Regions from separate parts of the Mus musculus genome. Here region 1 is linked to region 2. The links are chromatin loops, found by intact Hi-C in ENCODE. Cell type or tissue: left cerebral cortex. All regions are shown on one strand. Each heading gives the region's core, and the rest is flanking DNA. Links, peaks and the distances in the headings are about the cores only.

Region 1 (2,920 bases), core at 185-2,684, 640 kb before region 2:
GTATGTAAGTTAGAGGATAATTCATGGTTGTCAGTTATTTCTTCCACTCCGTGGTTCCAGAGAGCCAACTTAGATCATTAGGCCTGGTAACAAGTGCCATTACTCACCAAAATAGTTCACTAACCCCTTAATTCTCTTTTAAATCCAAGTTCATAGAATAGTAGTCAACGACATTATTAGCAACAGACGAACATAATTTTAATAATTCTAGGAATTGGCACTGGAGAGATGGCTGTGTGGTTAAGGGTACTTGCCGCTCTGCTAGAAGATCTAGGTTCCGTTCTCATCCCTTACGTGTCTGTTCACAACTGTCTATATATCTCTAGTACTAGGGCATCCATCACCCTCTTCTGGTCTCTGGAATCACGTGCACACTTGGTGCACAAATCTCTTTGCAGGCATGTGCAAATAAGTCTTGTAAAAGATTTCAGGATATGATTTTTATGATTATGCTTATGATTCTTAGGTGGTAGACAGAACCTGAAAGAGGGCGGTCCTGCGCCTCCTCAGTCAGCGAGGAGAAAAGCTGACGGGCTGAGGTGTACCTCCGGGCATTTTTTTCTTTATTTACATTTCAAATGTTTTCCCCTTTCCAGGTCTCCCCTTCGGAAACCCCCTATCCCATCTCACCTCCCTCCTGCCTCCATGAGGGTGTACCCCCACCCTTCCACCCACTCACTCCCATCTTCCCGCCCTGGCATTCCCCTACAATGGAGCATTGAACACCCTCAGGCTCGAGGGCCTCTCCTCCCACCGATGTTCAACAAGGCCATCCTATGCCCCATATGTGGCTAGCACCATGGGTCGCTCCATGTGTATTCTTTGGTTGGTGGTCTAGTCTGTTGTTCCCTCCATGGGGCTGCAAACTCCCTTAGTTCCTTCAGTCCCTTCTCCAACTCCTCCACCCCGGACCTCGGAGCTCAGTCCAATGGTTGGTTGCGAGCTTCTTCCTCTGTTTTTGTCAGGCTCTGGAAGAGCCTCTTAGGAGATAGCCTTATCAGATTTCTATCAGCAAGCACTTCCCAGCATCCACAATAACATTTGGGTTTGGTAACTGTATATGGCATGGATCCCCAGGTGGGGTAGTCTCTAGATGGCCTTTCCTTTAGTCTCTGCTCCACACTTTGTTTCTATATTTCATCCTGTGACAGAGAAAGTTGTTAGAGGAGAATAACTATCTTCAAATTTTGCATTACATACAATTGTAGTTCCAAAATAATTTATTAGATGTCCACATGAACAAGTAACTCAGGGCTTTGTGCTTGTTCATGTGGACACCTAATATATTATTTTGGAACTACAACTGTACGTAATACAAAATTTGAAGACAGTTATTCTCCTCTAACAGTTTTCTCTGTGTTAGGCATGACGTCTCTGTTCACTTTCACATTGTGTAGATTTGTTTGTAATATTTAAAAACAAGCTTAAAAGGGAACTTTTTAAACTTTAGATTTTTAGAAGTTAGAGTTACCTTAAATTTTGGGGCTTGAATTCCATTTTGTCAGTTGGAGAACATAATGGTAAATGCAGTACAGCCATGTGTGAACTACATAGACCATGTGCACCAGTGAATTCTGCAGTATTTTTATTTTTATTTATTTTTATTTTATTTTTTAACTGCAGTGGCTAACAGTAGTCACCAGCAGAGGGCACTTTGGGCTCTTATGTTACAATGCCAGGTAGTTTATATAGTAGAAAGGACATATCTGACATCTCTCAATTTCCTGTCATTTCCTGGATCAGTTTACGAACCCTGGGACTGAGGAGGGATTGGTCACCCGAAAACCCCTGGGCACTTGTCATCTCAGTCTGGAGGATGAGTGAGAGACGTTCCTGGACAAGTGAATGGGAGGAGGCTGGAACGTCGCTGGGTTTTCTCACCCATTCAGCCGGTTCCCAGTGCCAGATGTTCTCCCAGCCATCTGGAATGGAGTCCAGGGATAAAGGCGTTTGCTTTTACAGAGGTCTAACTCAGTAGATAGGAAGAAAACCCCAAAATGAAGCTAGAGAGCCAACACTAAGGAAGCCTTTGGGTGAACAAGGGCAGAGTTTTTCAAACCGTTTGATTGGTTCCTCTATCCTTATAAGTACACCTTCATGCATACATACATGCACCATACACACGTATTAAGCAAATCCTCGCATGCTATATTTACCCTAATTGTATTTGTTGGTTCTCTAAAGGATCAGAAGTTACAGAATGAATTTTTGCTTTTGCAGGCAAAAAATGCAGACTCCTTCTTCCACGTCCTTTCATATGGGCTGCCACTGGGCACGGGCAGATTTAGGGTCTGTCTCCCTGCTTGAAATAATAGGATTAAGAAAATCCCTCACAGGTGTGCCCAACATACTGGTTTTAACTGAACCCAAACGTAGTCGGGTTAACTAAGATTATACATCGCACTTACAACGTGTGATAAAGGTGTGTGTAGTTTTAAAATTGTTAAGGGAAGTATAGAGAATGAATCAAGCTGAGTGTGGTGGCTCAATGCCTACAATCCTGGCCCCTGGGAGGCTGAGGCAGGAACATCAATATTTCAAGACCAGCCTGTGCTGTAATATAAGAGCCCATTTAATAGACAAATAAACAGAAATAAAAAATAAAAATAAAATAAATTTAATTATAAAATATTTGTTATAAGATATTTATTCTTATATAACATTTTAAAAAGAGAATTATATTTTAGTTTTTACTCCCTACAAGAGGATAAACTTCCAGTGACTAAAATGATGAAGAAAGACTTTCAGGTCAGGACAGGTAAATACTATTTTTTTAGCCCCGTGTCTGAGACCAACAGATGGTAGGTAGCTGCACTGTGTTATTTTAGAAACAGCAGCAATTTTAAATGATAACACTTTGTTTTGAAGTCTATAACTATAACCTCAGTATGAGGTATTATTTCTTGCTAAATCTCTACCG
Region 2 (2,920 bases), core at 107-2,606:
CCAGCAAAGTCATGAGATGAAATAAGCTGCCAGTCTTCTGCCCTCCCACCTCCTGTCTTCCCCTACACAGGCCTGCAGACCTTGAGGCACCAAGGAGTGGCCAGGTCTGGAGAGACAATTAATCCTCTGAAGTAGCCTGCCTCTGCAAGCCTATTTAGAAACCTGGTTCTCCGGGAAAGATCTATGGGGGCTCTAACAACTTTCTGGCCTAGACAGGATAGTCAGCTCAGTAAATATTGTCTGGGTATCTTGAGTTAGGGCATAACAGGCGGCTAGCTCAGAGGATTGTTAAGGCAATTCTCAGGTTTACATCCCAGTGTTCACGGTATGTATGCGGTGTATGTGGGAGATGAGGTAAATCAGTAGCATGCAGATCAAATAAGCCTGTGTCTCTAGCACTTTGGAAACCTCAAGCAACATCTTTGAGAAGTGGGAATTGAAAGAAGGTGGTATTTCTGGGTGATTTCTCACAGAATCATTTCAGGCACAGTAAGTGGCAGGGTGGGGGTTGTGTGTGGGGGGACTCAAGGCTTTCTTCCCATTATATGCAGGATAATTTCTCACAGTTTGGAAATAAATTTTAACAGCAATCACCCAATGTCCTAGAAGTGAGACACTCCATCAACAACCTCTGCTCCTGATAACTGAGTGCTAACTAGCAAAGACAAGATTTTCTAGAACACGGAAGGACATGATGGGCAGGGTTTGCCTTGTTCACTCTTCACCAACAGTAAGGCAGACAGGCGCTCTTATTTCCACGACTATGTTTAGACCCACACAAAGTGACCCTTTGATATCAATAGAATGCAGAAATGTTTCTTGTTTCGATTTTCCTTGCTAAGTGGAAGTATTCTTACCAACTCATCTATGACTAGACATTGCCAGTCCAGTAAGATGTCTTGTGCACAGATATGTCTCAGGCACCTTGCTAATGAATGATGTTAACATCTCTGAGCACAAAGCAGTCTTCTAGAGTTTCACATGACAAGAAATAAACATCCCAGCTGAAAATGGGCCAAAATAAGGAATTTTTGTTTCTCTTTAAGGGAAACTAGGCTTCATCTGGTGTCTTGAGGTAATAGATACATTCAATTTTCGTCTATCTAACTAATATGTTCTGTAACATTCAGTTCTGTATTTGAGTTTCATTTTTAGAAAATCTTTTGAATAGGCATGTAAAATCATACACACATAAATAAAAACATCCACTTTTCACATTTATACCTACATCACATTTATACCTACATACGGAGTAGGTAGAAACAGATGTTTCCAATCGGGGGAAAGGAGTCATTTACCAAGTCCTAACACTGACAATGTTTTTGTTTCTGTTTTTATTTATCTTTCAGGCACGACACAGCAGCAATAAACTTACATTGGAAACTCCTACCCCCAACCAAAAAGACATTAAAATAGGAAAATGTTATCCAAAATTATGCAAGAAGCCATAACAATAAAGGGGATAAATGTCTAGGAAGCAGAAATAAAATGGGAACTTATCAAATGAGGACAGAGACCAGGGGTGCACCTAGATACTCTCCAAGTTGGCATTAGGTCACTATCAAGAAGAAATGCAGCCACCACTTCAGCTGTGGTTTCAGATGTGGCAAGCCTTGTGCTGTCTCGCTGACCTAGCTCTTCTTCCATTCCTTTAAGACATCATCATTAAAGAAAGTTCAGAAATGCAAATGTGTGGGGTGGAGGTGAGGGTTCATGCCGCCCTTGACTCAGCCCTTCAATAAAATACATACTTTACTTTCACCCATACCAATTCCTTGGGATGCTGAGAGGGTAACTGCAGAGAGGCCACACCTTCCAAAAGCCACCCACTTGAAGAGACACCAGAAAACTTTTTGTTGAGGCAGGATCCCAAACTGGGTGCCACTGAAGGTGAGCTGAAGCCCCAGAGACACAATGGTACAGTGAAGCACACACAACCAGTAAAGTAGCAAGGACCGATGAAGGTGGCTCCAGGCATCTGGGAACAAGCTGAGCAAGGAAAACACCACCTCCATCCCTTCCAATACCCTTAGGCCATGTCTTTTCGTTTGAAACAAGCTTCTAAATAGCGGAAGGATCATGTTATCTCAGATTCACATTTCCCAAAGGACTTCCCAACTAATAAAACCGTCTGCTCGCCCGGCTTCGCTCTAATAACTGGGGAGGGATGCGAAGGAGGAGAAACTATGCTAGCCGATTCGTCTTCAACTCCTTGCTTATAAAAACTGAACACCTGCCTGGTTGACTTTAGCTCATCAGGCAGTAGCCATTTAGCCTATATCAGCATGGTTCACACAGATTCTGTATCCCTCTCCCCCCACCCCCCATCTTAAATTGGCCGGCTTTTAAGATAAAGACATAATAGAGAAAGCATTGACCTTACCTGGTCCCTAATGAGTTGGAAGTCAGAAAACCTCTCTCTCCTTCCTCTTATCTGGGATCGCCTGAGAAGAGACTCAGGTCTTGAGACAGCTTCTCAGTCCTCATCGCTGCCCAGATTCCGGGCAGCCCGAAGAGTGTGCGGCCTCGAAAGTCTGCGAATCTTCCTGGGCTTTCAAAATCAAAACCAGATCCAAACATCGCCAATGGAGCTCCCAGTCCAGATCACTTAAAAATCTCTTGGAAGACTCTCAAGCAAGTCCATCCCTACGAAAGGCCAAGCACTAAGCAGTGGCACGGAGCGCTGTCTCCTCGAGGCCCTGATAGCCCCGCAGACGTGAACGCCGGTCTCGCTAACTGGACCCAGACACCGCTTACCTTGTTTTCGCGGGCTCCAAGCTATCTCCACCTGGCTAGGCCCTATCTCCAGTGTATTCCCACAAACTGTGACATTTCTTTCCTCGTCTGCCTCTTGGCCTTTAGGACCCCAGCTCTATCCTAGTGGATGGCCGCACCATCCCGGGATCCCTTTCTCTCCCAC

Evidence for each region. Hi-C counts contacts between places; a loop is a spot of excess contacts. Peaks named below come from ENCODE experiments on the same cell type or tissue, not always from the same donor. Only the 100,000 strongest peaks of a DNase experiment are listed, where the experiment ranks them.
Region 1: it touches region 2 in a loop (4-fold over the local background); 2 of 42 quality-filtered maps call a loop at or near these places.

The regions. Positions count from the first base shown.
Region 1 is chr12:55,887,082-55,890,001 of GRCm38, forward strand. No RefSeq gene overlaps it. Among named protein-coding and RNA genes, the nearest start is that of Gm22296, 22 kb to the right of the region's middle. In left cerebral cortex, for the core only: a CTCF peak has its summit at 1,648 (motif pointing right); a DNase peak (open chromatin) is centred at 1,663; H3K4me3 peaks cover 221 bases.
Region 2 is chr12:56,526,425-56,529,344 of GRCm38, forward strand. It overlaps Sfta3-ps (surfactant associated 3, pseudogene), which reads right to left. Exons shown (of 7, transcript NR_045082.1): 1 at 2,384-2,920. Among named protein-coding and RNA genes, the nearest start is that of Sfta3-ps, 1.5 kb to the right of the region's middle. In left cerebral cortex, for the core only: no CTCF peak of the experiment used is centred there; no DNase peak of the experiment used is centred there.